Regions from separate parts of the Homo sapiens genome. Here region 2 is linked to region 1. A link is an interaction called in ENCODE POLR2A ChIA-PET data of the cell type or tissue named here. Cell type or tissue: K562. All regions are shown on one strand. Links, peaks and the distances in the headings refer to the core of each region. The heading gives the core; the rest is flanking DNA.

Evidence for each region. ChIA-PET counts read pairs that join two places held together with the same protein. Peaks named below come from ENCODE experiments on the same cell type or tissue, not always from the same donor. Only the 100,000 strongest peaks of a DNase experiment are listed, where the experiment ranks them.
Region 2: POLR2A ChIA-PET joins it to region 1 with 5 read pairs; 4 of 35 experiments call an interaction of 5 or more read pairs at or near these places.

What each region holds. Positions count from the first base shown.
Region 1 is chr19:5,361,574-5,377,734 of GRCh38, forward strand. No RefSeq gene overlaps it. Among named protein-coding and RNA genes, the nearest start is that of PTPRS, 29 kb to the left of the region's middle. RefSeq lists an enhancer at 3,309-3,808. In K562, for the core only: a CTCF peak has its summit at 8,497; DNase peaks (open chromatin) are centred at 8,468 and 8,758; H3K4me3 peaks cover 282 bases.
Region 2 is chr19:5,417,560-5,433,720 of GRCh38, forward strand. No RefSeq gene overlaps it. Among named protein-coding and RNA genes, the nearest start is that of ZNRF4, 30 kb to the right of the region's middle. In K562, for the core only: no CTCF peak of the experiment used is centred there; a DNase peak (open chromatin) is centred at 7,170.

The DNA of each region.
Region 1 (16,161 bases), core at 6,320-10,319:
AACAACAACAAAAAAATTAGACCAGGTGTGGTGGCTCACACCTGTTATCCTACCACTTTGGGAAGCTGAGGTGGGGGGGTTGTTTGAGGCCAGGAATTTGAGACCAGCCTGGGCAACATAGCAAGACCCCATCTTTAAAACAAATTAAAAGAAAATTAGCCAAGCACTGTGGCACACACCTGTGGTCCCAGCTACTCGGGAGGCTGAGGCGGGGGGATCACTTGAGCCTGGCGAGTGGAGGTTGTAGTGAGCAGAGAGTGACAAAGAAAGACCCTGTCTCAAAGCAAAAAGACAGAGAGAGGAAGAAAAAATTTAAAACCCAGTCTGGTTCCATAGAATACCAAAAAGAATTGCAAACAAGTGTTCAAACAAAAACTAGTACACACATATTCATAACAGCTTGATTCGCAATTTTCAGAAGCTGGAAACAACCTAACAGTCCGTCAACGGATGGATGAATAAGCAAAAGCGGTCCATGCATGCCGTGGAATATATTCAGCCATAAAAAGGAATGAAGTTCTGGCCGGGTGTGGTGGCTCACGCCTATAATCCCAGCACTTTGGGAGGCCGAGGCAGGCAGATGACTTGAGGTCAGGAGTTTGAGACCAGCCTGGCCAACATGGCGAAACCCTGTCTCTACTAAAAATACTAAAATTAGCCAGGCACGGTGGTGCATGCCTGTAATCCCAGCTACTTGGGAGGCTGAGGCAGGAGAATCGCTTGAACCCGGGAGGCAGAGGTTGCAATGAACCGAAATGGTGCCACTGCACTCCAGCCTGGGTGGAAGAGTGAGACTCTGTCTCAAAAAAAAAAAAAAAAAAAAGAAGAAGTTCTGATCCACACTGCAGTGTGGGTGAACCTTGGGAAGGTTATGCTCAGTGAGAGGAGCCAGACACAAAAGAACAGAGACTATATGATTCCAGTTATTGAAAATGTCTAGAATAGGCAAATTAATCAAGACAGACAGCAGTGTAGAGGCTCAGGAGAGGAAAGCGGGAAGGTATTGCTTCATGGGTACAGAGTTTGGATTGATAAAAATGTTTTGGAAGTAGATGGTGGTGATATTGAACAATATTGTGAATGCACTTTAATGCCATTGAACATTTTTATTTTTATTTTATTTTATTTTATTTTATTTTATTTTATTTATTTATTTATTACTTTTTGGGATAGAGTCTCACTCTGCTGCCCAGGCTGGAGGGCAGTGGCGTGATCTCAGCTCACTGCAACCTCTGTCTCCCGGATTCAAGCGATTCTCCTGCTTCAGCCTCCTGAGTAGCTGGGATTACAGGTGCTCACCACCACGCCTGGCTAATTTTTTTGTATTTTTGGTGGAGGCGGGGCTTCACCATGTTGGCCACCATACCCGGCCCCACTGAATATTTTTAAATGAATAAAGTAATAAAGTTTCTATTATGTGTGTAATTTACCACCATAAAAAATTAATAGTCTGGGCCAGACGCGGTGGCTCAAGCCTGTAATCCCAGCACTTTGGGAAGCCGAGGCGGGCGGATCACCTGAGGTCAGGAGTTCGAGAGCAGCCCAGCCAACATGGTGAAATCCTGTCTCTACTAATAATACAAAAGTTAGCCAGACATGGTGGTGGGCGCCTGTAATCCCAGCTACTCGGGAGGCTGAGGCAGGAGAATCACTTGAATCCGGGAGGCAGAGGTTGCAGTGAGCAGAGATCGCACAATTGGACTCCAGCCTGGGCAACAAGAGCTAAACTGTCTCAAAAAATAAGAAATAAATAAATAATAGTCTGCTTTATTCCCTCAGTGGAATACTATGCAGCTGTATAAGAATTGGGAGTCATTTTGTTGTGTTTTGAGAGAGGATCTCACTCTGTCGCCCAGGCTGGAATGCAGTGGCACAATCGTGGCTCCCTGCAGCCTTGACTTCCTGGGCTCAAGCGCTCCTCTCACCTCCACCTCCTGAGTAGCTGGGACTACAGGTGCACCACCATGCCTGGCTAATTTTTTATTTTTATTTTTAGTAGAGATGGGGGGGTCTCGCTATGTTGTCCAGAGTGGCCTCGAACCCCTGGCCTCAAGTGATCCTCCAGCCTCGGCCTCCCAACGTTCTGGGATGACAGGTGTGAGCCAGTGTGCTCAGCAGAAGTGAGAATCTTCGTGTACTGAAAAGAAATGATCTCGAAGGTGTCTTGTTAAGTCAGGAAGGTGCAGAACAGCTTGTGGGTACACATGCGTGTGTGTGAAAAAAGCAAGTAGGCAAGAAAAATATACACACAAGTGCTTGTGTGTACATACCCTGTCCCTGGAAGGGAGACAGGGGACATGGGATAACAACGGCTACCTCTGGGGATGGTTACTGGGTGATCAGGGCCAGGACAGGGAGGGGAATTTTGCCCCCCATACCTTGAAAGGCAAAAAAAAATGATAGTAAAATCCAGCTCTGGGCCAGTCGTGGTGGCCCACGCCTGTAATCCCAGTACTTTGGGAGGCCAAGGTGGGAGGATCCCCTGAGGTCAGGAGTTCACTACCAGCCTGGCCAACATGATAAAACCCTATCTCGACCAAAAATATAAACAAATTAGCTGGGTGTGGTGGCGCATGCCTGTGATCCCAGCTACTTGGGAGGCTGAGGCAGGAGAATCGCTTGAACCTGGGAGGCAGAGGTTGCAGTGAGCCGAGATCGCACCAATGCACTCCAGCCTGGGTGACAGAGTGAGACTCTGTCTCAAAATAAATAAATAAATAAATAAAATTAAAAAGCCAGCTCTGCCTTGAACAAGCTGTGTGACCTCAGGCAGGTCACTTCACCTCTCTGTGCCTTAGTGTCCTTATCTACAAAGCAAGCATGATGAATACCAGCTCAGAAGGATGAGGATGAGGCTGTACTGCATTAATACTAATAGGGTGCTGGAAGTAGGGTTTGGCATAACACAGGTGCCATCTAAGCATTTCTCTTGAGTTGGGTACTCTTTTCTGCCTTTATCTATCCAAACAAAGAAATGTCTAAAACTCAAGTTTTTGAATGCGGAACGAAGGGTGTATGGAGAGTGTTTAGCTCCTGGTGCCCAGCCCATGTTTGGCATCTGCAGCCTCTGGGCTGGTGAGCTCACCCCTTCTCTTCTCCACTCCTTCCCCGGACCATCCCCAGTAACCCAGCCTCAGAGCAAGTGATGCAACCTGGGGAAACCGAGTCCCTCTGGCCACGGGTGCTCCCACCACACCTTGCCTGCATGGAAGATGGAGGGCCTCCTAGCATTTTGTTCTCAGGGGATGTGGAACGAGGATGGGAAGTGCCTCCCAGTCACCTTAATTAGCATCTCAGAGGAGCTGGTTGCCATGACATCGGGAGGAAGTTGCTGGCCGGGGCGGAGCCTGGCCCAGGTTGCCCCAGGAGGGACCCCATTTCTCTCCACCCACCAGTGGCTGGCCTGGCCAAGTCCCTCAGCTCTGGACTCAGGCTAAGTTGGGTTTCCATCCAAGCTTTACTTCTCACCATCTGAGACTTTTCCTCTTCTGGGAAGTAGAAACTAATTTTAAAAAGTCTTCCTAGGAATATTGGGAGAATTTAATGGGATATAAAATGCCCAGTGCTGGGTTCGGAGACTTAACTATTGTTATTATTTCCTTTGGAGAAAGTGGTTTTAAATATGACCCCCAAACTTTTCTTCTTTCTCTTTCTCTCTCTTTCTTTCTTTCTTTTTTTTTTTTTTGAGACGGAGTCTCGCTCTTTCGCCCAGGCCGGAGTGCAGTGGCGCTATCTCGGCTCACTGCAAGCTCCGCCTCCCGGGTTCACTCCATTCTCCTGCCTCAGCCTCCCAAGTAGCTGGAACTACAGGCGCCCGCCACCACGCCCAGCTAATTTTTTGTATTTTTAGTGGAGACTGAGTTTCACCGTGTTAGCCAGGATGGTCTCGATCTCCTGACCTCGTGATCCGCCCGCCTCCGCCTCCCCAAGTGCTGGGATTACAGGCGTGAGCCACCGCGCCCGGCCTCTTTCTTTCTTTCTTTCCTTCTTTCTTCCTTCCTTTTTTCTTTCTCTTTCTTTCTTTCTTTCTCTCTCTTTCTTTCTTTTCTTTCTTTCTCGCTCTCTCTTTCTTCTTTCTTTATTTCTTCTTTTTTTTCTTGCTCCATCATGCAAGCTGGTGTGCAGTGGTGCGATCTCTGCTCACTGCAACCTCCGCCTCCTGGGTTCAAGTGATTCTCCTGCCTCAGCCTCCTGAGTAACTGGGATTACAGGAGGGCACTACCACGCCCGGCTAATTTTTTTTGTATTTTTTTTAGTAGAGTCGGGGTTTCACCATGTTGGCCAGGCTGGTCTTGAGCTCCTGACCTCAGGTGATCCACCCACCTCGGCCTCCCAAAGTGCTGGGATTACAGGTGTGAGCCACTGCGCCTGGCCCCCAAACCTTTTCTATGCGTAGAAAGATATCCCAAGAACACACTTCACAACGTTAGTAGTGGTTACGTCTAGGGGCTGGCGATATTAATAATAACTGACACATTTCATCCCCCCAATGACTCTGAGATGGGAGTGGTTGTGCCCATTGTATAGATAGGGAAACTGAGGCTCAGAGAGGGGATGCAGCCTGTCGACAGTAACTGGGATTTGAAGCCAGGTGGCCAACTCCCTGACACTCCAGACCACCACAGGACTGTGAATTACTCCTTTCTTTTCTTTTCTTTTTCTTTTTTGTTAATAGAGATGGGGTTTCACTATACTGCCCAGGCTGGGGTGTAGTGGTGCAATCATAGCTCACTGCAGACGCAAACTCCTGGGTTCAAGCGATCTTCTCTCCTCAGCCTCCTGAGTAGCTGAGACTATAGGTGCACAGAACCATGCCTGGAGAATTTTTAAAGTTTTTGTAGATATGAGGTCTCACTACATTGCTCAGGCTGGTCTCAAACTCCTGGCTGCAAGGGATCCTCTCGCCTCGGCATCTCAACAAACTGATATTACAGGCATGAGCCACTATGACTGGTCTGAATGACTCATTTCTAAGTTCATTGGTTGGTGGGGGGGTGGGTCTGGTCCACAAACACTTCCCAACCTGAGGATAAGGAGGCCACCCTCTAAGCAGTATCTGGGGGCCAGCCTATGAAGCAAGCACGTCTATATAACCTCCCCTCTCCACCCCTCCTCTCAAGGGAGGAAGCTGGGGGTGCTGAGGCCCAGAGAGAGGCTCTGCCTTAGGTTATGCAGCAAACCTCTGCAGTGGTCTCTACCTCTCCATCTATCTATCTCTGTCCAGGTCTCCAGGGAGGGTATGAGAAGTAGAAATAAGATGTAGTGATTTAAAAAAAATAAAAGCAAGATTGATGCTGCTGCTAAAGGATCTTCTGATTCAGGAGACATCAGAGAGCAGCATTTTGGGTGCAAGTGGAGGTTGGGTCCTCCAACCTTGCTCCAGGGCCAGATAAGCCCCCCCCGGAGGGACTTTTTTCAGCTGGTGTGAATGTTGTGGGCCCTGAGACTTGGACCCCATAAGAGTCCCTCAGAGAAAGGCTGTGTGGGCAGGAGCTCTGCCCCATTCAAGTACAACCACAGCCTGGGAGAGCAAGGGACAGCCTGACAGGCTCTGGTCCGTTCAACCAACTCAAGTTAGTGATGATGCTGGCGAGGCCATGTGTTGGCAGTAGGGGGAAGGAGGCTCAGGAAGAAACCAAGGAGGCAAACTGGGTAGTACCTTGAGGATCTCAAGGGAATGGCCAGAGGGGCAGGTGGATGTGGCAGCACAAACCTGGAGATAGAACAGAGCATAGGGTGTAGAATGTGTAGACACTGAAGGGATGGGGGGGAGAATGGATGTGTTAGAATTATTGGATGGGTGGATGGATGGAGACATAAATGGTTGGGTGGATGGGTTACAGATGGGTGATGAGTGCTGCCTCCTGGCTTCAGCTGCTATGGGTGGATGATAGATGATAGACGGGAGAACGGATGATGGATGGATGGATGAATGATTGATCAATGAATGGGTAAGTAGGTAGATACATGGATCAGCCAGTGGGTGGATGGGTTATAGATGGATGATAGATCATGGGTGAGCAATGGATGGATGAATGAGTAAGTGGATGAGTGACTGGTGGATGGATTATGGATGGATAATAGATCATGGATGGGTGATGGATGGATGACGGATGGATGGATAGGTAGGTGGATGAGTGGTTGGGTGGGTGGGTTATGGATGGATGATAGATGATAGATGGATGAATGGATGGATGAATGAGGGATAGATGGTTGGATAGATGGGTAGGTGGGTGAATGGTTGGATGGATGGGTTATGGAAGGATGATTGGCGATGTATGGATGAATGAGTAGATAAATGAATGAATGGATGGATGGGTTACGGATGAGTATAGATCATGGATGAGTGATAGATGAATATATGGATGAATGGATGGATTGATTCGTGGTTGGGTGGATGGGTTATGGTTGGATGATAGATGGTGGATAGACGGATGGATGAATGAATGATGGATCAATGAATGGGTAGGTAGGTATACAGATGGATGAAAGCATGGGTGAATGGATGAATGGATTGTTGGATAGATAAATGGGTAGCACTACTAACTGTAATGGCAACAGCCCAGTGATACCAGTTCTGCCTTACCAAGAAGAATATGTACTGAGCACATGACTTCACTAAATCCTCAGACTGACTGAGTGTGGGGTTGGCTGTGGCCCTGATGCTTTCACTCTACACTCGGGGTATCCGAGCTCTGATAACTGAATCCCTTCCTTAAAATCTTGGCGTTGTGGCCAGACACGGTGGCTCACGCCTGTAATCCCAGCACTTTGGGAGGCCGAGGCGGGCGGATCACGAGGTCAGGAGATCGAGACCATCCTGGCTAACACGGTGAAACCCCATCTCTACTAAAAATATGAAAACATTAGCTGGGCGTGGTGGCGGGCGCCTGTAGTCCCAGCTACCTGGGAGGCTGAGGCAGGAGAATGGCGTGAACCTGGGAGGCAGAGCTTGCAGTGAGCCGAGATCGTGCCACTGCACTCCAGCCTGGACAACAGAGCTAGACTCCGTCTCAAAAAAAAAAAAAAATCTCAGTGGTGGGCTCTTCCCAGTACTATTCTAAGATTTCCCTTGTCCAGGTGGCTTCCCAGTGTCCAAATCCAGTGATCACTTCTCAGCACCCATCCTCCTCATGCTCCTAGCAACATCTACCCTGGGTGGTCCCTCCTCCTGGGAGCATCATCTTCACGTGGCCCCCAGCGTCCCCACATTTGCCTGCATTCACCCTCCTCTCTGTTGGACTCTTCTCAGTCTCTCTGCAAGCTTCTCTCTGCAAGCTTCTCTCTTCTGCTCAGCTGCTAAACACAGGGTAGTCCTTGAGCATAGTCTCTGTCTCCTCTTCTCATTCATCCCCATGGACATGAATACATTCTAACACCATGGACTAACACCATGGACACGAATACATTCTAACACCATGGCTAGTAAAAGCTAGCTCTGGGCCAGGCGCGGTGGCCCACGCCTGTAATCCCAGTACCACGGACTGTCAGATTTATGCCTTCAGAAGGCATCTCTTCTGGGAACATCAGAATCTTATATCCAAATGGCCCGTCTGCATCTACATGTAGGTGCCCAAAAGGCAGCTCAAACTTAACAGGCCAAAGCCAAACCTTGGTCATCACCCCTCCCCATCCTGTGGCTCCTACCCCATCCTCTATCATCCATCCATAATATATCTACCCAACCATTCATTCACCCACTCATTCAACCATCCATTCATCCACTCATCCATCCCTCCATACACCCATCCATCCCTCCATACACCCATCCATCATCCATCTATTCATCCACCCATCCCCATCCATCCATTTATCCATCCATTATCTATTATCCATCCATGACCCATTAACCCAACCACTCACCCACCCACCTACCTATATATTCATCCATCCATCCATCCATCCATCCGTCACCCATTTATTCATCTATCCATCCATTCACTCATCCATCCATCACTTATTATCCATAACCGATCCACCCAACCACTCACTCATCCATCCATCCACCCATCCATCCATAATTTATTCATTCATTCATCATCTATATCCATCTATAACACATCAACCCGCTCACTTATCCATCCATCCATAATTCATTCATTCATCATCTATTATCCATCCGTAACACGTCCACCCACCCACTCTTCCATCCATCCATCCATCCATCCATCCATCCATCCTTATTCATCCATTTTCATCCTCCCCAAACTCATACTAATAGGTTGCACCTCTAACATCCAAGGGGCTCAAGTCAGAAACCCTGGAATCAATCTCAAGTCAACTCTTTTCCTCACATTTCACCATCAGTCCTTTAGAAAATCTTGTTGGCTCTGCCTTCAAATCTATTCACAACCTGCCTACTTCTCGCCCCTCTTTTACATCCCCAGGTCCAGCCCCATCATTGCCTGCCTGGACCAGTACAGTTGCTTCTGCCCTGGTCCTCACCTCCCCTGCTCACTAACCCATCAGACCGTTCCCCCCTCAGCAGCCAGAGGGCGCCTGTGAGCACCTGAGTCAGGTCCTGTCCCTCTTCTGCCCACAGCCCTCCATGGCTGTCACCTCCCTCAGAGTCAAAAAGCAAGTCCTCTCTGCGGCCCACAAGGCTCTGTGTGACCTGCCTTGACACCTCCTCCTCCGTCTCTTTCCCTTGCTCACTGTGCTCCAGCCACAGGGTTTTCCTCAATGTTTCTCCAACGCACCAGGTGGGGTCCTGCCTCAGGGCTTCCGCGTGGGCTGTGCCTTCTATCTCCCTCCCCCACCTCCACCTCCTTTGGTCTCTATTGAAATGGCGCTTCTCACAGAGACCTCCCCTGGCCACTTCCCCACATTTATCTCCGTCAGAGTCTGTTCTCCTTTACTGCTTGTTTCCAGCCCACCCCACCCCCCGCCCCTCACCCTTAGCTCTTACCACCATCTGACCCCCTGTATATTTTACTTGTGTGTGTGGTTTTCTTGTTTTTGTTTTTGTTTTTGAGACGGAGTCTCGCTCTGTCGCCCAGGCTGGAGTGCAGTGGCGCCATCTCGGCTCACTGCAAGCTCCGCCTCCCGGGTTCACGCCATTCTCCTGCCTCAGCCTCCCCAGTAGCTGGGACTACAGGCGCCCACCACCACGCCCGGCTAATTGTTCGCATTTTTAGTAGAGACGGGGTTTCACCGCGTTGGCCAGGTTGGTTTCAGTCTCCAGACCCCGTGATCCACCCGCCTCAGCCTCCCCAAGTGCTGGGATTACAAGTGTGAGCCACAGTGCCCGGCCACTTGTGTATTTTTGTCTTTTAGACAGAGTCTCCTCCTGTTGCCCAGGCTGAAGTGCAGTGGTGTCATCATAGCTCACTGCAGCCTCATACTCCTGGGCTCCAGCGATCCTCCCTCCTCAGCCTCCTAAGTACCTGGAACTATAGGCACACCACCATGCCCTGCTAATTTTTTTTTCAGAGATGGGATCTTGCTATGTTGCCCAGGCTGGTCTCAAACTCCTGGGCTCAAGTGATGCTCCTGCATCAGCCTCCCAAAGCATTGAGATCACATGAGTGAGCAGCTGTGCCCCACCTACTTGTGTGGGGGGGTTTTCTTTGTTAACATGTAACATCAGCTCTTCAAAACAGAGATCTTCATTCTGTCAAATTTGCTATTTCCTCTCAGTACCTAGAACAGTGTCTGACTCAGTTAATAGGTGTTGAATAATTAAATATCTAAAGTAAGCCCCAACCCATTCGTTGAGCACCCACTATTGCCAGATGCTGAAAAGCTTGTCCAGAAAAAGAGAAAGTGGCTAAACCCATGCAGAGACCACACCCCAAACCAGTTCAGAAAGGCGGATCACCTCCAAAATGTGGCAACAAGAAAGGAAGTCTGCCGGTTGCAGTGGCTCATGCCTGTAATCCCTGCGCTTTGGGAGGATGACACAGGAGGATCACTTGAGTCCAGGAGTTTGAGACCAGCCTGACCAACATAGCAAGACCCCATCTCTAAAAAAATTTTTAAAAATTAGCTGGGCATGGTGGTGCATACCTGTAATCCCAGCTGCTCGGGAGGCTGAGGTTGGAGGATCACTTGGGCCCAGGAGGTTGAGGCTGGAATGAGCTATGATCATACCACTACACTCCAGCCTAGGTGACAGAGTTAGACTCTGTTTCCAAAAAAAAAATCCCAAAAAACAAAAAAAGGAAGTCCTTTCCGTCTGGGCTTTCCTTGCCTCCTACTCTGAGCCACTAGTTTCTTCAGGCATCCTGAAGCGTGGACTTGCCTCCCGTTTGCTGCACACGGGCCCCCATCCCTGGCTCTGCTCCTTCTCTCACACCCTCAGTTCCCTAGTTTGAGGAAGTTTTTCTTCCGAGAACGTTCACGCAAGCCTTTCGCACCCTGGGCCAGCGACACGTGAGCCTAGAAAAAAGCTTAAAGGTCAATGTCTATAACTGAATTTTCCTCTATATAAAAATAGCATCTTTGTAATCGTTTAAATGGCTCTGAGGGAGGGAGAGAGGGAGCGAGAGAGAGAATGAGGGAGAGGACGAGAGGCACCGAGGGATGCTGTGTCTCCCAGCCAGCAGGTGCATGTGCGAGGGCATTTGTATGGATACGCGTGTGTGTACATGTGTCTATGTTTGTGTGTGCATGCACCTGTGCACATGAGCTCACGTTTGTGTGAATTGTGAGTATGCATATGTGCATTTCATGTGCATGTGCATGCATGTTCAAGTTTTGTGTGTGCATGTGTGCCTGTGTGCATGTGTGCCTGTCATTGTTCACGTGCATCTATGTGCACACATGTCTCTCTGTGTGTATGTCTGCCTACAGGCATGAGTATGTGAGCGTGCATCTGTGTGTGCAGGCATGTTCAATGCATGTGTGCACACATGTCTCTGTGTACACATGTGCCTAAGTGCGAGTGTGTGTATGTATACACATATGAGTCCATGTGTCCATGTTTGGGTGTGCATGTATATTTATGTTTGTGTGAATTGTGTGTGTGCATGCGTTCGTGAATATGCATGTGCGCACATGTGCTTATGTGCATCTGTGTGCATGTGTGGGTTTGCATGTATGTACATGTTTATGTGCTTGTGTGTCTCTTGTGTGTGCAGGTCTGCCTACATGCATGAGTGTGTGAGTGTGTATCTGTGTGTGCAGGCATGTTCAATGCATTGTGCACACATGTCTGTGAGCACATGTGCCTAAGTGCAAGCATATGCATGTATACACATGTGTGTCCATGTGTCCGTGCTTGTGTGTGCATGTATGTTCATGTTTGTGTGAATTGTGTGTGCATGCATTTGTGAATATGCATATGTGTGCATGTGTGCACATGTGCTTGTGTGCATGTGTGTGCCAGTTTGCATGTATGTGCATGTTCCTGTGCACATGCGTTCACATGTAATGATGTGCACATATGTCTCATGCGTGCATGTGTGTGCATGTATGTTCATATGAATGTGTGCACTCATGAGCATGTGCCACATGTCTCTGTGTGCATGTGTGCATGTATGCCTACCTGCATGTAGGCACCCGTGTTTGTGCATGAGTGTGTGCACAGGTTTGTTTTGTACACACTGTCTGGGACCTGCCTTAAGCTTCAGGTGTCCATTCCCCATTCCACCAGAGTGGCTGCCTACACTTGGAAAATGAACAGGATCTGGTCTCAAGCCTTCCTGAGCTCCAACCAGCCCTGCCTGAGCGACCTTGGGTGTATCATCTGTCCTGCTGAGCCTCACATTTTCCCCACGTAAACTGGCGTGTGGGGTGAGCACAGCCACAGAGAGCTCCTCTGGCTGAGTGCCGAGTCTGTGAGGAACCGGAGCTGGGGGTTCAGCTGCAGTTGGAGCTCGACCTGGATGAATGGATGGCACATGGAGGATGCTGGTGAGTGACCCAAGGAGGGGTGAGTGAGGTGGGTGTGGGCTTCTTCTCTGGGCCTCGGTTTCCCCTCCTTACCCTGGAGAGTTGGACTCAAGCCTCTCTTGATCCTTCTAGTGAAAAGATCCCACACTTGGCTGTATCGGGGTTCCTCCTTCTGTCCCGCATTCTCAAATCCCCCCACCTCATTCTTGAGTGTGGCCTGGGAGTGAATTGGAAAGGCTCTCTCTGGGCCTCAGTTTCCCCAGCCATAATAGAGAAAAGTCACTTAGATGGGTCCAGAGGACCATACCCCTCTAACATTCAGGAATGTCCTCATGGAAATACATTTCCTCCCTACTAACTTTCAACAGAGGAAAGTTTATCGTCATCTGACCTTGCCTTTTTGTTTCTGTTTTTGTTTTTTTGAGACAGGGTGTCACTCTGTTGCCCAGGCTGGAGTGCAGTGATGAGATCTGAGCCCATTGCAACCTCTGCCTCCTGGGTTAAGCGATCCTCCCACCTTTGCCTCCCAAGCAGCTGGATTACAGGCATGCACCACTACACTCATCTAATATTTGTATTTTTAGTACAGATGGGATTTCAGCATGTTGGTCAGGCAGGTCTTGAACTCCTGACCTCAAAGTGATCCACCCCCCTTTGCCTCCCAAAGTGCTGGGATTACAGGTGTGAGCCACTGTGCCTGACTGGAGTGCTTTTCTCCCAAGAGATCCACTTGAGTCCTCCCTTCTCCTCTTCAAATCTTTGCTCAAATGTCACCTCCTCAGAGAAGCCCTCCCTGACTACCCCAGCTAAAGAAACCATGTCTCCACCACTGTCTACACCCTCACCCTACATTATTTTTCTTCATAGCCCTTTCAAAACCATTCATTATCTTGTACCTCGATGAGTGACCATGCCTCATCAACTCGAAGGCAGCCATTTTTGCCTGTCTTTCTGTTGCAAATTCCAAAGCCTAGAACAGAACTTGGCACACAGTAGGTGCTCAAGAATACTTGTTGAATGAATGAATGAATGAACGAATAATGGAAGGTAGGAGGCTATGACTGCCCATTCACAGATATGGACACAGTGGTTCAGGAAACGAACGTCACTCAGTCCAAGTCCCACAATGGTCAGTGGCAAAAGTAGGGTTCAAGCCCAGCTGGCTCGTCCCTCCTGTTCTTCCTCCCACTCATGCCCCAGGTCTGAGGGGCTGCCCAGCTGCTGCTAGCAACCTGGCTTCGACCTCCAACCATTGATCCACCAGAGGCTGCTCTGTGGGATGCACTTCCTGATTTAGCTAAAACACCCTGCGCTGGCTACAGCGGGGTGATCGATGGCCCTACAGTCAGCTCAGGCACCCCCAACGCAGACACATACATTTGAGGCCTCTCTCTAGCCCTTGCCCCTGCAATCCCAGGCTGAGGTGGTCCTGCTGGCGGGAAGTGGATGGAGCACATGTCGTGTGGTTCTAGATGGCGGTGGCCACATCTCCTGGGCACCTGTATTCTACCAAGAGGAAGGGGAAAAGTTACTGCGGTCAAGGAAATGGAAAATCAAAACCAGAACAAGATCTTGCTTCACATTGATCAGATTGGGTAAATGAGGGGGAAAATGGATGAGATTAACTATTGATGAGGGTGAGGGAGATGGGACTCATGGACAGCTAGTGAGCCAAGGAATGGTGGGCAGCTTCGCAGCATCAAATAAAACTGCGTTGCAGCAACTCTACCCAGATCTCTAACCCAGAGAAGATCTACATGCGTGTGCAAAGACGCCTGTTTGCTAATGTGCTCTACGGAGTCATGGTGGATAAACTATAGAAGGTGCATCTTATGGAAACATATGCAGCTGTTAAAAAGAAAGAGGGCCCTTGCGTGGAGGCTCATGCCTTGTAATCCCAGTGCTTCAGGAGGCTGAGGTGAGAGGAAGGGTTAAGGCCAGGAGTTTGAGACCAGCCTAGGCAACATAGTGAGACTCCATCTCTGCTGGAAAAAAAAACAAAAAACAAAACTTTAAAAATTAGCCAGGCATGGTGGTGTGCACCTGTAGTCCCAGCTACTTGGGAGGCTGATGCATGAGGATTGCTTGAGCCTAGGAGTTGAAAGTTACAGTGAGCTATGATTGCACCACTGTACTCCAGCCTGAGTGACAGAGTGGGACCCTGTCTGAAAACAGAAGAACAAGAGGAAGAGGAAGAAAAAGAAGAAAGAGAAGGAGAAGGAGAGGGAGAGGGAGAGGGAGAAGGAGAGGAAGAGGAAGAAGAAGGAGAAGGAGAGGGAGAGGGAAAAGGAGAAGGAGAGGAAGAGGAAGGAGAAGGAGAAGAAGAAGGAGAGGGAGGAGGAGGAGCAGAGAAGAAGGAGAGGAAGAAGAAGAAGAAGAAGGAGGAGGAGGAGGAGGAGGAAGAAGAAGAAGGCTGATCCATGTATCCTGTCCTGGCAAGGGCTTTTTAGAGACAAGTACCAGAGGTCACCTAGGCTGGAATGCATTGGCGTGATCTTGGCTCACGACAGCCTCAAACTCCTGGACTCAAGTGATCCTCCCACCTCAGCCTCATAAGTAGCTGGAACTACCAGTGAACACCACCAGGCCTGGCTAATTTTTTTTTTTTTTTTTTTTTGACAGAGTCTTGCTCTGTCGCCCAGGTTGGAGTGCAGTGGTAGTAGCTGGGACTACAGGTGCGTGCCACCATGCCCGGCTAATTTTTTGCATTTTTAGTAGAAATAGGGTTTCACCATGTTAGCCAGGATGGTCTCAATCTCCTGACCTCGTGATATGCCTGCCTCGGCCTCCCAAAGTGCTGGGATTACAGGCGTGAGCCACCACGCCCAGCTCGGGCCTGGCTAATTTTTTATAGGGACAAGGTCTTACTATGTTGCCCAGGCTGATCTCGAACTCCTGGGCCCAAGCAATCCTCCCACCTCGGCCTCCCAAAATGTTGGGATGTCAGGCAAGAGTCACTGCACCTGGGCAGAATCACCAGTTCTTTGATGCCCATGTCTGCACTCCTACTCTCTCTGTCCTCATTTGTTCATTTATTCACTCAACAACCGTTGTGTGCATGGCCCCGTTCTAGACACTGAAGACTCAGCAGAGATCAAGAGAGACAATATTTCCTGTACTTCTGGAACTCATGGAAGCTGGAGAGAGACAGAATTTGCAAGTAAGCAAAATAAATCGATCATTTCATTGTTGTTGTTGTTGTTGAGATGGAATCTCACTCTGTCGCCCAGGCTAGAGGGCAGTGGCGCAGTCTTGGTTCACTGCAACCTCCACCTTCCAGGTTCAAGCGATTCTCCTGCCTCAGCCTCCTGAGTAGCTGGGACTACAGGCGTGCACAACTACGCCCAGCTAATTTTTGTGTTTTTAGTAGAGATGGGGTTTCACCACATTGGCCAGGCTGGTCTTGAACTCCTGATCTCAAGTGATTCGCCCACCTTGGCCTCCCAAAGTACTGGGATTACAGGCATGAGCCACTGCACCCCGCCAAAAATGATCATTTCAGACAGTGATAACTGATGAACAGAAGTGAAACTGGGTGAGGTGGAAAAAAGTGATAGGTTGGAGGGATGCAGTTTTAGCTGGGGTGGTCCGGGAGGGCCTGTCTGAGGAGGTGACATTTGAGATGAGACCTGAATGATCAGAAGGAGCCAGCTGTGAGAACATGTGGAGGAAGGGTGTTCCAAGTAGAGGGAACAGTCTGTGCAAAGGCCCTGAGGCAGGACAGTGCCTGGGGCATTGGAGGAACAGTGAAGAGGCCTGTGTGGCTGGAGCAGAGTGAGGAAGGGGAGAGAGGGAGAAGGGGAGGGCAGGGAAGGGGCAGGAGGACAGGTCATGCAGGGCCTTGTGGGTTGCAAAAAGGACTTGGGGCCGGGCACGGTGGTTCACGCCTGTAATTCTAGTACCTTGGGAGGCCAAGGTGGGTGGATCTCTTGAGATCAGGAGTTCAAGATCAGCCTGACCAACATGGTGAAACTCTGTCTCTACTAAAAATACAAAAATGAGCCAGGTGTGGTGGCAGGCACCTATAGTCCCAGCTACTCCTGAGGCTGAGGCAGGAGAATCGCTTGAACCCAGGAGGCGGAGGTTGCAGTGAGCCGAGACTGTACCACTGCACTCCAGCCTGGGTGACAGAGCGAGACTCCATGTCAAAAAAAAAAAAAAAGGGACTTGGGCTTTGACCCTGAGGAAGGTGGGAACCATGGGGGGCTGCGGGCAGAGGAGGGACAGGCCCTGACTCAGGTGCTCACAGGCACCCTCTGGTGGCTGCAATGGGGAGGACAGACTGCGGCAGGTAAGGGTAGGAGCCGGGGAATCAGGACTGAGGCA
Region 2 (16,161 bases), core at 5,413-9,412, 55 kb after region 1:
CCCCCCACCGGCAAACTAACGAGACCAGAAGATCTCTAAAGTCCGCTGTCATCAAATGAGGCCACCTCCCTGGACGTTTGTCCCCATATTCCCTGCGCCTCTGGAGCAGACTCAGGTCAAACCCCAGCGCCTGCACAACGTGTGTGAGCCTCTGTGTCCCAGTGCTTTGATCTTAAGAGTGACTCAGTGGGACAGCGCCGAGAGCTCACTCGACCCCAAAAAACTGTGGCTCTTTTTTCTCTCAGACGGCAAAATCAGGTCATATTTCAATTCCAGTCATTCTCCTTCATATATAAAATGTGCCAAGAACCACTTTCCCGAAAATCTAAATTGAAAGTAAATAGCACGGGGGACAATTCTCGGTGATAAAACTGCGGATTCTGGAGCTTCTTGGGATAATATTTATTCTCCCTTCTTGCTAATGGCTCCAGCTGCCTCCCCAGGTTATTAAAGTAATGCGTTTGCTTAACCTGACTGGGGCCGCATCCCACCCTGGGCTGATTGGGCCCCGCGTGAAGCCCCCCGCCACCCCCCTCCACCGGACAATTATATTAACGGCTGCTGGTTTGCAATTACTATAAATCAGAAAGCGCGTCGGCCTGGGTTTGTTTTTCTTTATTGAAAATGTTTAAACCTCATGCATTGCAAATATCACCGCCTCAGACCGGGATTTAACTCTTTCCTTGAGACTTGGAGGTACAGCTCTGGAGGGCTTTGCTGGGGATAGTGCTAGGATAATCCCTGCTTTCTGAGATGAGGAAATTGAGGCTCAGAGAAGGAATGCCATTTGCCTGGGGTCACACAGCTGGTGGGTCACTGCACTGAAACGGCACTGAGTTTTTTGTTTGTTTTTTTCATGCCTGATGAAGTTACATTCTTTGTGGCAAATATTTAAAAATGTTGAGATCTGTTATCTCAGCAAAAACCACCCCCAGTTCTGCGGGGGTGGGTGGGTGTGTGGGTGGGATATATCCTTCCAGAGATTTTTTTTTCTATGCATATATATTCTGGCATGCACCAAATGAATGCAGGTTTAATGAATTATGCCTTCCATAAGCACCGAGGTGTTTATTGAGCACCTACTGTGTGCTGGGTGCTGTTTTATGTGCTGGGGATACAGGAAGCAAAACAGGCTTATCTGCCGGTAGTTTCAAGCATAGGGGACAGCCAGGGCAAGGACCCTGAGGCTGGCTCTTGCCTGGCACACAAAGGGGCGAATAAGCACAGGCGTGGAGAGTGCAAGGGGCAAAGGCAGGGAGGGTGAAAAGAGCATTCCGTGTGGAATCAGAGGGAGAGGAGAGGGCTTCATGGAGCTCTCCAAGGTAGAGTGCTGAGGTTTGCTGAGGATGTGGGTGGGAGGAAGAGGAGGCAGGGAGACCCCAAGATTCCCTCTGAGCAGCTACAAGGGCTGACCTCAGCTGAGATGGGGAGATGCAAGAAGAGCAGTTTAGGGGGTCCGGTGCAGCCCGACATGGCTGTGTTGAGTGTGAAATGCCCATCAAGGCCAAGTTTGGAGCTGGCGGAGGCCCAGACTGGAGACAGGACTGTGGGTATCAGTGGGTGTAGATGGGTTTAGAGCCCCGAGAGTTAATGAGGCCGACCTGGAAGGGTGTGGATAGAGGAGCAAAGAGGCCTGAGAACCCAGCCCTTGACCAGCAATGGACAGAGAGAGGGACAGAAGAGGGACCCAGAGAGGTAGAAGGAAAGGCCAGTGTTTCCAGGAGGGGCGGGGCACCAGCCGGTCAGACGCCGTCCAGAGGGACGAGGAATAGGATGGGGCGGGTCAACGCTGACTTCTGTCAGAGGCGTTTGAACCAGGACAACTCCATCTTGGATAGGGACTGGGTAAAATAAGGCTGAGACCTACTGGGCTGCATTCCCAGACAGTTAGGCATTCTAAGTCACAGGACGAGATAGCAGGTCGGCACAAGGTACAGGTCATAAAGACCTTGCTGATAAAACAGCTTGCAGTAAAGAAGCCGGCTAAAACCCACCAAAACCAAGATGGCGACAAGAGTGACCTCTGGTCTTCCTCACTGCTACACTCCCATCAGCACCATGACAGTTTACAGATGCCACGGCAACGCCAGAAATTTACCCTCTATGGTCTAAAAAGGCGAGGCATGAATAATCCACCCCTTGTTTAGCATATCATCAAGAAAGAACCATAAAAATGGGCAACCAGCAGCCCTCAGGGCTGCTCTGACTATGGAGTAGCCATTCTTTTATTCCTTTACTTTCTTAATAAACTTGCTTTCACTTTATGGATTCACCTTGAATTCTTTCTTGTGCGAGATCCAAGAACCCTCCCTTGGGACCTGGATCAGGACCCCTTCGGGTAACACTTTGACAAGGGCAGCTTCAGTGGCGGAAGGTGTGAGAGGCCAGGCTGATGGGTGGAGAAGGCTCAGGAGAAAGAAAGAGAACAGAAGTGCAGACAGTGAGTGTAGACAACTCAATCTCCAGGAGTTTGGCCATAAAAAGAGGCAAGGAGGTCGGGCGTGGTGGCTCACACCTGTAATCTCAGCACTTTGGGAGGCCAAGGTGGGTGGATCACCTGAGGTCAGGAGTTCAAGACCAGCCTGACCAACATGGTGAAACCCCGCCTCTACTTAAAAATACAAAAATTAGCTGGGCATGGTGGTGTGCGCCTGTAAGCCCAGCTACTCGGGAGGCTGAGGCAGGGGAATTGCTTGAACCAGGAGGCAGAGTTTGCAGTGACCCAAGATCACGCCACTGCACTCCAACCTGGACAACAGAGCAAGACTCCATCTCAAAAAACAAACAAAGAGGCAAGGATATGGTTGGTCACCGGAGGGGGATGTGGAAGTTTACTTTTTCCCTATAAGATGGGACCTGCCCAGCAGAGCCAGAAGATGTTACCGAAGAGAAAGGGCCAAGTGCTGAAGCCAAATCCTTGGGTGGGGACACAGAGCCTGTGTTTATCCTGCCTCTATTGCCTACTCTGTAAAACAGGCATAAGAACAGTATCCAGGCCGAGTGTGGTGGCTCACACCGGTAATCTCAGCGCTTTGGGAGGCTGAGGCGGGCAGATCGCCTGAGGTCAGGAGTTCGAGACCAGCCTGGCCAACATGGCGAAAACCCGTCTCTACTAAAAATACAAAAACTAGCTGGGTGTGGTGGTGGGCACCTGTAATCCCAGCTACTTGGGAGGCTGAGATAGGAGAATCACTTGAACCCGGGAGGTGGAGGTTGCAGTGAGCCGAGACCGTGCCTTTGTACTCCAGCCTGGGTAAAAAGACCGAAACTCCATCTCAAAAAAAAAAAAAAGAACAGTATCCATCACCCAGGCATGATCTAGGCACCCAGCAAAAGTCCAGGCTGATGACATGTCTCTCTCCCCTGTGGTGTGTCTATGAAGGGGTCACCCCCTGCTCCAGTTTGTGGCAGAATGCAGTTTCCCTCCTGACACCCACCCCCAAGGGAGATAGACAGTCTCCAGGAAAAACTCAGTGAGTTCCCCCTTTGAGAAAGGGCCCCACAAGTCAAAGTGCTTTTTCAAAAATAAATAGCCTGATTAGCATAAGGTATGCAAATGTATGCTAATGTGACAACTATTAAAAGATTTCAAATGTCATCGAGGGAAAACACACCGGGCCTGGCTGGAGGGGTGGGGGACGGGAGGAGAGGATGCAGCCAGGACTCTTGAGAAAGGTCGAGGGGCTCAACCGCAAGATCACCAGGATACACACTCGTACAGACACACACAAACTCACACTCACACCCGGGTCATTCCAGGGTGGCCTTAAGTCCTCTCCTGGGCAGAATCCCCAAAGCTCTGTCTCCAGGTGTGAGTATTAAGCTCCTGGAAACCCTCCTCCAAATCTTTCCCCCAACACACTCTAAGTGCCTGAAAAACTGTCCAGGGTGACAATGCGTCTCATTCCACCAAGAGCACACAGATTTGTTCTGCAAATAATCTCTGGGAAAAGCAGTAACAGCATGGGTGACAGACCCCAGAGCCTTTCCTGAGAATAGGTTAAAACGGTAGTCTCATCCATGACAAAAAAAAAAAAAAAAAAACTCCTAAGAACTGGTAAGAGATGGCTCCTATCCATAATAAATCCTCCCTCACTTCAGGGGAAAATTTTCATCCATATCCACTTTGTTTTCTGAGGCTGACAGACAAAAATCAGACCCAGAATGGGGAGAGACTTTTCCCAGGGTCACACAGCTGTGTGTGTGACCAAAACTATCACCAAACTAATCACCAAAACTATTTGGTGTGTTGTTGTTGTTTAGAGACAGGGTCTTGCTCCATTGCCCAGGCTGCAGTGCGATGCTGCTATCACAACTCACTGCGGCCTGAAACTTCTTGGCTCAAGCAATCTTCTTTGCGAGGATCTGGCCTGCAGACCCCAGCTTGCACGATGGATGAATAATGTACCCAGACACTGATATTCAGTGAAAGAGCAGCTACGGGTCGAGCCACTCACAGACACCACGGAAGGTGCTGTAAAGAGTCAGCAGCCACAGTCCCGACTAGCTGGCCCTGAGGGCATTTATTTAGCACAGTTTTGTTTGTTTGTTTGTTTGTTTGTTTGTTTGAGACGGAGTCTCGCTCTGTCGCTCAGGCTGGAGTGCAGTGGTGTGATCTCGGCTCACTGCAAGCTCCACCTCCCAGGTTCACGCCATTCTCCTGCCTCAGCCTCCCGAGTAGCTGGGACTACAGGCGCCCGCCACCACGCCTGGCTAATTTTTTTATTTTTGTATTTTTAATAGAGACGGGGTTTCACCATGTTAGCCAGGATGGTCTTGATCTCCTGACCTCATGATCCATCCGCCTCGGCCTCCCAAAGTGCTGAGATTACAGGTGTAAGCCACCACGCCCCCGGCCTGAGCACAGTTTTAACGACAAAGGCTTTGAGTCAACACACCTGTGGGTAATTAATCTGGTTGCTCCCACCCCGGGAGAGCCATCTTACCCATGAGTGATCAGTTAGTTTTAGGACTGAGTAAACAAGCGCGTTAGACAAACTCCTCTACATTCCTACGCATCTACGCCCTGAGCTTTTAAGAGAACTCAGCTGCCTTCAGCCAAGACTTTTGCTAAAGCTATGCAAACCTCTCGGCCTTCCAAGAAGGTCTGTGTTTATTTCCTCTAAAATCTTTTCCTCCACCCTGACTGAACCCCCACACCTCTTGCCTCAGCCTCCCGAGTAGCTGAGACTTACAGACATGTGCCACCACACCCAGGCTCATTATTTTTATTTTTGGAGAGATGGGGTCTTGCTATGCTCCACAGGCTAGTTTCCAACTCTTGGCCTCAAGTGATCCTCCCACCTTAGCGTCCCAAAGCACTGGGATTACAGACATGAGACACCATGCCTGGCCACCAAAACTCTTTGGTGAGACCAGAATTATTGAAATCATTTTCAGATGAGAAAACTGAAGATCAGAGATGTGAAATGATTTGCCCCAGCTCACACAGCAACTGTGAGGCAGGTCAGGTCAGCTGCTCAAACTTCAGCTGCCCAAATTTCAATCCATCTTACATCACCTTTCTACTACTTCTACTATTATTTCCTGAATATTTTTCTTCTAATGGACCCACTTCTTAAAACCTTAAATGTATTTAGAAGGAAATTGTTTATCATGACTGTAAATGAAAAGCCAGAATCACTGACCATAAGTAGAAACTAACTTAATGAGAATAAAATCATATTATTAATTTCTGACGAAAGATAGTTGCCTCTGAGCTCTGAGCTGGAGCCTGATCTCTCTCTTTGTCCAAAAAGGATATTTCACGTGTCCAAGAAGGTGTTAAAGACTGATTCACACCCAGTTAAGACTTTCTTCTTGCAAAAGACATGCAAAGGAAGAGCTCTCTCCCTATAAGAGTCCGTGGTGTTAAGACTGTTTCATGCATCACCTAAAACCGTCTCATGGCCACCAGGCTGGGCTCTATCTACCTGAAGGGCAGGAAGACTGTCCCAATACCTTAGAGTTCTAGAATTATGGCCAGGGATCTATTTGGGGGCTCATACTATCAGTGCCCACGGCCATTTCAGTGCAGCCCAAAGATGGAGAAGAGATGGCTTCACTGATAAACAGACTCACCTGTCCATCCACCTATCCATTCATCCACCTACCATCCATCCATTGACCCATCAATCCACCCACACATCCATCCATCCACCCACACATCCATCCATCCACCCACTCACCACCCCTCCACCCACTCCACCCACACATCCATCCATCCACTCATCCATCCATCTGCCCATCCATCCATCCATCCATCCATCCATCCACCATTCACCCATAACCCATCCACCATTCATCCACCCACCATCTGCCCAAACATCCATCCAACCATCCATCCATCCATCCACCCATCCACCACCCAATCATCCATCCATGCATCTACTATCCACCCACCACCCATCCATCTACCCATCCATTCACCCAAACATCCATCCATTCACCCAAACATCCATCCACCCACCCATCCATCTTCCCACTCAGCCATCCACTCACCTATTCAGTAAATATATATCCAGCAACTACTCTATGCCAGGCATTGTTCTAGAATATGGATACATAGTGGTGACCAAGACATACGTGGTCACCAACCCCTTGAGGCTTCTGAACCAGTGAGGACACTCTCCATCCCTCGAGCAACAACATGAGGCGGATTAGAGAATTTTTCTCCATTTTTTTTTGTGACAAGGGTCGTCTTGGTAGATATTTGTGGGTATTCCCTGACCTTCATTCTTCCCTCCACCTGTAGGACGCAGAAGCAACCTGGTTTCGCCGCTGCCTGGCTGCTCTCCAAACCCATTTCCTCCTTCTTCAGGGCACATAGCAAGGTGTTTCCCAGCATTCCTTGCAGTTGGGGCAGCCATGTGACTTAATTGAGCCAGTGGAAGGTGGGCAGAAGTGATGTGGCCATGACTTACGTTCTGGCCCAGGCTCTTTCTGCAACCTACACTTTAAAGATGGAGGAGGTACAAGACAGCGGGGCCTGATCCCTGAGTTACTAGGTGGAAACAAAGGAACACCTGTTTGCTCTTTATATGAGCAACAAACTTCTGTTGGGTCATTGAGGCTTGCCAGTTTATAATGGCAGGGAGTGTTACCTTAACCAATGCACACGTTTCCTCTTTTCCAACCCTGAGAGGGAATTGGTTCCACCTCTGGCTCCAGCCAATCACTGAAGCCTATTCCTGCTGACTTCCTGATTAGCTCAGCCTGGTCATGTGACTGAAGGACGCAGATGGCAATATTGGATGGGTTTCTAGGCATCATAGCTTGGAGGGCCACTGGGGTTGCTGGAACCAGGACACAGAACTCGAGAACTGGGCTTCTAACATTCGCCACTGGGAAAGAAAAAAAGAAATGTATTATTTATTGTTACTATTATTTTAATATCCTGCAATTGAAACTGGCCTATTTCCTGGATGATCCAAATTTAGGAACTTTTTCCTGCAGCTTTAATCATCCTGAAGATGCCCTGACTTCTGTCTCCACCCAGACTTGGCCCCAGATCTCTCTCCAGTTCCTCCTGGATGCCTCCTCTTGGAGGTCCAGCAGGTACATCCTACCCAACTCCCAATGCATCCTTTTTATCCCCCTCCAGCACCTCCTCCTGTAACCCCCTCCCTGATGGCCCCACTCTTTTTCTGGAAAGTTGTGAACAAGCCTCTCTATCTCCCTTTCTTATCAACAGCCGGCCCTGCCAATTTCACACTCACCAAGTCCTATTGATTTCAACATTACTGTCTCCATGGCAGCCCCACTCTGTACCCCTATCTGTGTTTTTCAATAGACACCATCAGCTCCTACAATAGCCTTCTTGATGGGCTCCTAGCATCCACACAGCAGCCAGGAGGATCGATCTTAAGTGTAAGTCTGACCCTTCCCCTCTCCCCTCTGTAACTCTCCATGGCTCCCCAGTGCCCTCAAGAGAAAGTCTAAACTTTATTTTCAAAATTCTTCATAGTCTAGCTACTTCATTCTTCCTTGCTCCACCCCTGCTTCTCCTTGTTCACCTAGCACCTGCTCATCTTTAAATGTCATCCCTCAGGGAAGCTTCACCTGACCCTGCTCTACAATGCTGAGAAAGGAGTCTTCCTGAGCTACCCCAGCTGCCTGAGCTTCCCTCATCACAGGCTGTAAATGCCTGGTTATGTGTCTTTGAATTCCTAGAGGGCAAGGGCTGGATCTATTTCACCACTGTCTCCAGCCCCCCAGCACAGCATCCAGTGTGAGCTTAATAAATATTTCTGAATGAATGAATGGTGATAAGAAATCGAGGCTTTGCGAATGCTACTGTGTGTAGCAGACGCTGTGGGCATCCCTACTGCACCCACATTTCAGCACCTGCCAACAGCATCCTTCTGCAGTCACCTGGGTGAGGGCCAGGCTGGAAGTGACAGAGAATTGATGTCTCAGGAAGCAGCCCTTCACCAGTGATGGACAGGCGCTGGTGGATAAATATCCCACCTCTCTCATTCTCTTGGGAAGAACAAGTGCATGCTATACACCATCTCCCAAGGGTATCCAGTGGGACTGAGCCCAGTTGCTCAGGGCAGTCACCTGCTCATAAGTGTTGGTTCTTTCCTTCCTTGTCTCACTTCCCCACTCTCCTGGGGCTTCCTGGATCACTTCCCACATAAACAACTTACCCCCAAATCCTTGTTTCAGGAGCTACTTCTGGGGTATCCAACTTAAGACACTGTAGTGAAAATGAGTCTATAATTTACTGGCTGCCGCTTCCAGGGAGAACTTTGATGTGTTTGGGAAAAAAAGAAAAACAATTGCCTCTTTCTCCCTGTCAGCTGTAGTCCTCACAGCCTCCAAGCAAAGACTGCCACATTTGCAGTTATGTATTAATTGCTTTTATTTTTTTTTTTCCCCGAGAACGGGATGCTCTCCTGCAATATGTGTGTGAGAGAGAGAGTGTGTGTGTTTAATAACTTTCTCATTTGAGATCTGGCCGGATAGCTTTTTGAAGAAAGTCTACCCAGAGCCTGGAACGTATAGAAAATTCTCCCGGCTTAATAGCACTCCCACCCGCCCATCCATCACAGACGCACTGTGGAATGAAAAACGAGCACATTGATTGGATCTATTTCTAATCGACAGCCTGAGATACTGTTTGAGGTCTGCCATTAGACGGAAGAAGTTGGTGTGGAAGTGGCTGTGTCTCTATTTCTCAAGGGCACGGGGTCTGGCGTGGGGGTTGAGGGGGACAGAAATAATCATGGTAGCATTTAGCAAGCATTTATTGAGTACCTACTGTGTGCCAGATCCTGCAATGGGTGCTGGTCATTGAGATAGACCCAGCTCCACCCTCCCAGTGGGGGAGATGTACAGGTCACTTGTGGCCCACAATCAGAACCATGATGGGGGAGATTCAGGCAGCTCTGGGGGCCCAGAGAAGGTGTCTGACCCAGCCTGGGAGATCAGGGAGGGCTTCCTGGAGGCAGGGACAGCTGAGCTGAAAGCTGAGGAGTCAACCAAATAAGAAATAGGGAAGAAGTTGGCTACCGTGGCTGATGCCTGTAATCCCAACACTTTGGGAGGCCGAGGCAGGATGATCCCTCAAGCTCAGGAGTTTGAGACCAGCCTGGGCAACATAGCAAGACCCCATCTCTATTTAAAAAAGAAATAGGTGTAGTGGTGCACACCTGTGGTCCCAGCTACTTGGGAGGCTGAGGTGGGAGAATTGCTTGAGGCCAGGAAGTCGAGGCTGTAGTAAGCTATGATTGCACCACTGCACTCCAGCCTGGGTGACAGAGCAGGTCCCTGTCTCTAAAACAAACCAACAGGGTGGGCGCGGTGGCTCACGCCTGTCATCCCAGCAATTTGGGAGGCCAAGGTGGGAGGATCACCTGAGGTCAGGAGTTTGAGACCAGCCTGGCCAACATGGTGAAACCCTGTCTCTATTAAAAATACAAAAATTAGCTAGGCATGATGGCGGGTGCCTATAATCCCAGGTACTCGGGAGGCTGAGGCATGAGAAGTGCTTGAACCTGGGAAGCAGAGGTTGCAGTGAGCTGAGATTGCACCATTGCACTGCAGCCCTGGGCAACAGAGCGAGACTCTGCTTCTAAATAAATAAATAAATAAATAAAACAAAACAAAACAAAACAAAACAAATGGGGAAGAGTGTTTTCAGGGAGGAAGAACAGCATGTGCGAAGGCCTGGGAGCAAGTGAAGGTTACTTAGTGTGGCTGCAGTATGCAGTGGGTGGGGAAGAGGAGGCGTAGGGGAGATGTGGAGGGAGAAGTTGGCAGTGCTTTGAGGCCCATGGGACAGGGTTTCCACTTTTCTGGGGACAATATGGAGCCACAGAAGGATTTAGAGCAGGAGAGTGAATGGCATTTGCTAAAAAAAAATCATTTTGACATAGAATGATCGTATGATTCAACAATTCCAAGCAGGGACTCACGTAGATCCTTGTACATGCATGTTCACAGAGCACGATTCACAACAGCCAAAGGCGGAAACAACCTAGAGTCCACGGATGGATGAATGGATGAACACAGTGTGGTCCATCCAAACAGTGGAATATTGCTCAGCCTTAAAAAGAAAAGAAGTTATGGCTGGGTGCGGTGACACACACCTGTGATCCGAACACTTTGGGAGGCCAAGGTGGGAGGATCTCTTGAGCACGGAAATTTGAGACCAGCCTGGGCAACATAGTGAGGCCCTGTCTCTATAAAAAAATAAAATAATAAAAATAAAAATAAAATAAAAATAAAAATAAAAATAAAAAATTTATCCGGGCATGGTGGCGTGCACCTGTAGTCCTAGTTACTTAGGAGGTGGAGACTGGAGGATCGCTTGAGCCTGGGAGGTTGAGGCTGCAGTGAGCTATGATAGCGCCACTGCAATCCAGTCTGGGTGACAGAGTGAGACACTGTTTCAAAAAAAGAAAAAAGAAAGAAATGGGCTTGGCATTGTGGTTCATGCCTGTAATCCCACCATTTGGGGGGCCGAGGTGGGCAGATCACCTGAGGTCAGGAGTTCGAGACCAGCCTGGTCAAAATGATGTCTCTACTAAAAATAAAAAAAATTAGCTGGGCATGGTGGTGTGTGCCTGTAATCTCAGCTACTCGGGAGGCTGAGGCAGGAGAATCCCTTGAACCTGGGAGGCGGCGGTGTCGGTGAGCCGAGATCATGCCACTGCACTCCAGCCTGGGTGATAGAGTGAGACTCTGTCTCAAAAAAGAAAAGAGGCTGGGCGTGGTGGCTCACGCCTGTAATCCCAGCACTTTGGGAGGCTGAGGCAGGCAGATCACAAGGTCAGGAGATCGAGATGATCCTGGCTAACATGGTGAAACCCCGTCTCTACTAAAAATACAAAAAATTAGCCGGGCGGGACGGCGTGCACCTGTAGTCTCAGCTACTCGGGAAGCTGAGGCAGGAGAATGGCGTGAACCCGGGAGGCGGAGCTTGCAGTGAGCCGAGATTGCGCCACTGCACTCCAGCCTGGGTGACAGAGCGAGACTCCGTCTCAAAAAAAAGAAAAAAAAGAAAAGAAAAGGAGTTCTGACATATGCTACAAGGTGGATGAACCTTGAAAACATTATGCTCAATGAAAGAAGCCTACTGTCTACAGAAGGACAAATACTGTATGATTCCACTTATATGAGATCCCTAGAGGAGGCAAATTCCTGGAGACAGGATGTAGAATCAAGGTTGCCGAGGGCAATGGGGAGTTATCGCTTAATGCTTACAGGGTTTCCTTTTGGGCTAATGAAAAATTTTTGGAAATAGTGGTGATGGTCGCACAACATTGTGAATGTACTTACTGCCACTGAATTGTACACTTCAAAATGGTTAAAATGGCTAGCCTGGGCAACATAACCAGAACCTGTCTCTACAAAAAAAAAAAAAAATTAAAATTTGGGCTGGGCACGGTTGCTCACACCTGTAATCCCATCACCTTGAAGGCTAAGGCAAGTGGATCAATTTGAGGCCGGAAGTTTGAGACCAGCCTGGCCAACATGGCGAAACCCCATTTCTGCTAAAAATACAAAAGATTTGCTGGGTGTGGCAGCGTATGCCTGTAATCCCAGCTACTTGGGAAGCTGAGGCACGAGAATCACTTGAGCCCCTGAGGCGGAGGTTGCAGCAAGCCTAGATCGTGCTACTGCACTCCAGCCTATGCAACACAGCAAGACTCTGTCTCAAAAACAAAACAAAACAAAAAAATAGCTGGGAGTGGTGACACACACCTGTAATCCCAGCTACTCGGGAGGCTGAGGTGGGAGGATCACTTGAGTCCAGGAGTTCAAGGGTGCAGTGAGCTATGATTGTACCACTGCACTCCAGCCTGGGTGACAGAGCAAGACTGTCTCTGAGAAAAATAAACATAAAAGTGGTTAAGATGGTGAATTTTATATTATGCATATTTTACCACAATTTTTTTTTAAAAGAGAGAGAGAAAAAAAAATGAATAGGCCGGGTGTGGTGGCTCAGGCCTGTAATCCCAGCACTTTGGGAGGCTGAGGTGGGTGGATCGCTCAAGGTCAGGAGTTCGAAACCAGCCTGGCCAACATAGTAAAACCCCGTCTCTACTAAAAATACAAAAATTAGCCATGCATGGTGGCAGGTGCCTGTAATCCCAGCTACTCAGGAGGCTGAGACAGGAGAATTGCTTGAACTTGGGAGGCAGAGGTTGCAGTGAGCTGAGATGACACCACTGCACTCCAGCCTGCGAGACAGAGCAAGACTCCATCTCAAGAAAAAAAAAAAAAAAAGGATGCAATCACTTTGGCTGCTGTAGGAGATCCAGGATAGAGTAAGTCCAGGAGGTGCTGGGGGTTCAGATCAGGATAAGGGCAAAGGCGAGGGTGAGAGGTGGGAGGTTGGGGGCGTGGTTGGGGTGTGGCTTGGGCATGGCTTGGAGGCGAGGCTAACAGGGCGCCAGGGAGAGATGAGAGTGAAATGGAAGATGAAAGATAAAGCAGGCAGCTGAGTTCCTGCACCCATTCTCTCGACGCCTAAGCACTCCAATTCACCTGCAAGTCTTCGTGGCCTGACGTCTCCAAACCCGCCACCCTTTATGGCTCAGCCTGGGGTGGCCCCTAACAAGGAGTCCCAAATGGGGATTGATGCCACTTCTTCAGTACAAAGAAAGATTAAAGCGACACTGGGTAAAAACACTCCATCCCGGCCGGGCGCGGTGGCTCACGCCTGTAATCCCAGCATTTTGGGAGGCCGAGGCCGGTGGATCACCTGAGGTCAGGAGTTCAAGCCCAGCCTGGCTAACATGGTGAAACCCCATCTCTACTAAAAAATACAAAAAATTAGCTGGGCATGGTGGCGGCTACTCCAGAGGGTGAGGCAGGAGAATCGCTTGAATACAGGAGGCGGAGGTTGCAGTGAGCCGAGATCGTGCCACTGCACTCCAGTCTGGGCAACAGAGCGAGACTCTGTCTCAAAAAAATAAAAAATAAAAAACAACACTCCATCCCGGCAGCCGTTCCTCCACGTGCATTCGCTTACAAGGTGCAGATGTAATACCTGCTTTTAAATTCAATTAAGTCAGAATCAGTTCTGCTCCTAGAATACATTACCCAGTTGGAGACAGCCGGGGGAAGAGGGAAAAAAAAAAAAAAAGATGGCAAACAAACAAACAAAAAAAAAACCCCACACACAAAACACAACGCAGACCTATTTAGAGATTTCCCTCTAAATGGATTTTAATTCTCTCGATTTATCAGAGGCCAGAGGAGCTGCTGACAGCCTGCATTTGGTGTCTGCAAACCCAGTTTCAGCCACAGGGAGGGGAGAGGAGGGATCGAGTTTATGTTGTCATTTTCCTCCAGTGCTGGAGGTCTGGGGTCGCCCAGAGATGGGTTCAAATCCCAGCTTTGCCATTTACTGGCTGCATGACCTTCAGCCAAGCACCGCATCCTCTCAGAGCTTTGACCTACTCATCTGGAAAATGGAGATAATGACAGGGTTTATTTCAGAAGAGCCTTGTGAATGATGGCCTGGATTATCCAAGAGGATTCAGGTTAAATCCTCAGCACAAGGCTTGGCACATAGTGAACGCTCAGTAACGCAGGGATGATGGTGATGGTGATGAAGGTCGTCGTTGTTGGTTTTTTTGTTTGTTCGTTTTTTGAGACGGAGTCTCACTCCGTCACCTAGGCTGGAGTGCAGAGGCGCCATCTTGGCTCACTGCAACTTCGGCCTCCCAGGTTCAAGAGATTCTTGTGCCTCAGCCTCCCAAGCAGCTGGGATTACAGGGGTGCACCACCACACCTGGCTAATTTTTGTATTTTTGGTACAGATGGGGGTTTCACCATGTTGGCTAGGCTGGTCACAAACTCCTGACCTCAAGTGATCCACCTGCCTAGGCCTCCCAAAGTGCTGGGATTACAGGCAGGAACCGCCACACCCAGCCCACTGTTGGTATTTTTTTCCAACCAGAGACCCAGCCCTGTGCTAGGTTACTGTAGGGAAAGAAAAAAGATGCATGAGGCTCAAGTCCTGCCTTTGGAGGCTGGGAGGCTTTGGGTAAGCAGGGAAGAAAGGGGTAGGATGGACACAGGCTCAGGACAGAGAAGGAGCCATCCTGAGGCTACACAGCTCAGAGCTGTCCCTTTGCAGGCCTGGATCCTACTCGTACTGGGTTCAGACTCTACCGTCTGACGTTGGGCGAGCACCCCACACTGGGCCTCAGTTGTACCATCTGTAGATGGGGAAGGAAAAGCGAAGTTTCCTGAGCCAAAAGGCTCATCTGTAGGGTCAGATCAGGGGGCGCTGGGACCCCCAGGAGGGTGTTTGTCTTCATAAGAGTCTAGCGAGGCCGGGCACGGTGGCTCACGCCTGTAGTCCCAGCACTTTGGGAGGCTGAGGCAGGCAGAGGCCGAGGCAGGCGGAGGCCAAGGCAGACGGATCCCAAGGTCAGGAGATCAAGATCATCCTGGCCATCATGGTGAAACCCCGTCTCTACTAAAAATACAAAAAAAAATTAGCTAGGCATGGTGGCAGGCGCCTGTAGTCCCAGCTACTCAGGAGGCTGAGGCAGGAGAATCGCTTGAACCCAGGAGGCAAAGGTTGCAGTAAGCCGAGATCACACCACTGCACTCCAGCCTGGCGACAGAGCGGGACACTCCGTCTCAAAAAAAAAAAAAAAAAAAAAAAAAAAAAAAAAATGCCTAGTGAGGGGGATTTTCACACCAGAATCAGAATCAGAAAGGGTTTTAGGACAAAAAGGGTCCTGGCCTGTAATGTCCCCTGGGGAGCTCAGGGGGGCCATAGTTGGCTCTCCTAAAGGGTTGCTTCATCCACAGAAGGCCTCCCTTCATCCCGGGCCCACGGCCCTCATCTGTGCCTGCCCTGAAAGGGCAACTGGGGAGGGTGGGAGGTGTCGAGGACACTCTAGTCCCAGAATCAGGGTTGGGGGGCAGAGGTCTGACACCACGGTTGGGAAGGCTAAAGAGAGGCGCAGTGGCTTATTCCTATAATCCCAGCACTTTGGGAGGCTGAGGCAGGTGGATCAATTGAGGTCAGGAGTTTGAGACCAGCCTGGGCAACATGGTGAAACCCAGTCTCTACTAAAAATACAAAAAATTAGCCAGCCGTGGTAGAGCTTGCCTGTCATCCCAGCTACTCAGGAGTCTGAGGCAGGAGAATCACTTGAAACCGGGAGGCGGAGGTTGCAATGAGCTGAGATCGCACCACTGCACTCCAGCCTGGGCATCAGAGCGAGACTCTGTCTCAAAAAAAGAAAAAAGTACAGTTATCCTTGAGAGGATCTAATTGCGAGGAGGCACCAAGGGAGCTTCTGAGGGTTGGAATGTTCTACGTCTTGCTGTGGTGGTAGCCAAGGGGGTCTATGTCCATGTCACGATTCCTCAAGCTACACACAAGATTTGAGCACTTTATAAGTTATACATCATTAAAAAAGAGGGAAGACTCAGAGAGGGGCAGAGACAGAGAGAAAGAGAGATGGAAACAGAGAAAAGAGGCCGGGTACGGTGGCTCACGCCTGTAATCCCAGCACTTTGGGAGGCCGATGCGGGCAGATCACGAGGTCAGGAGATCGAGACCATCCAGGCTAACACGGTGAAACTCCGTCTCTACTAAAAATACAAAAAAAAATTAGCCGGGTGTGGTGGCGGGCGCCTGCAGTCCCAGCTACTCAGGAGGCTGAGGCAGGAGAATGG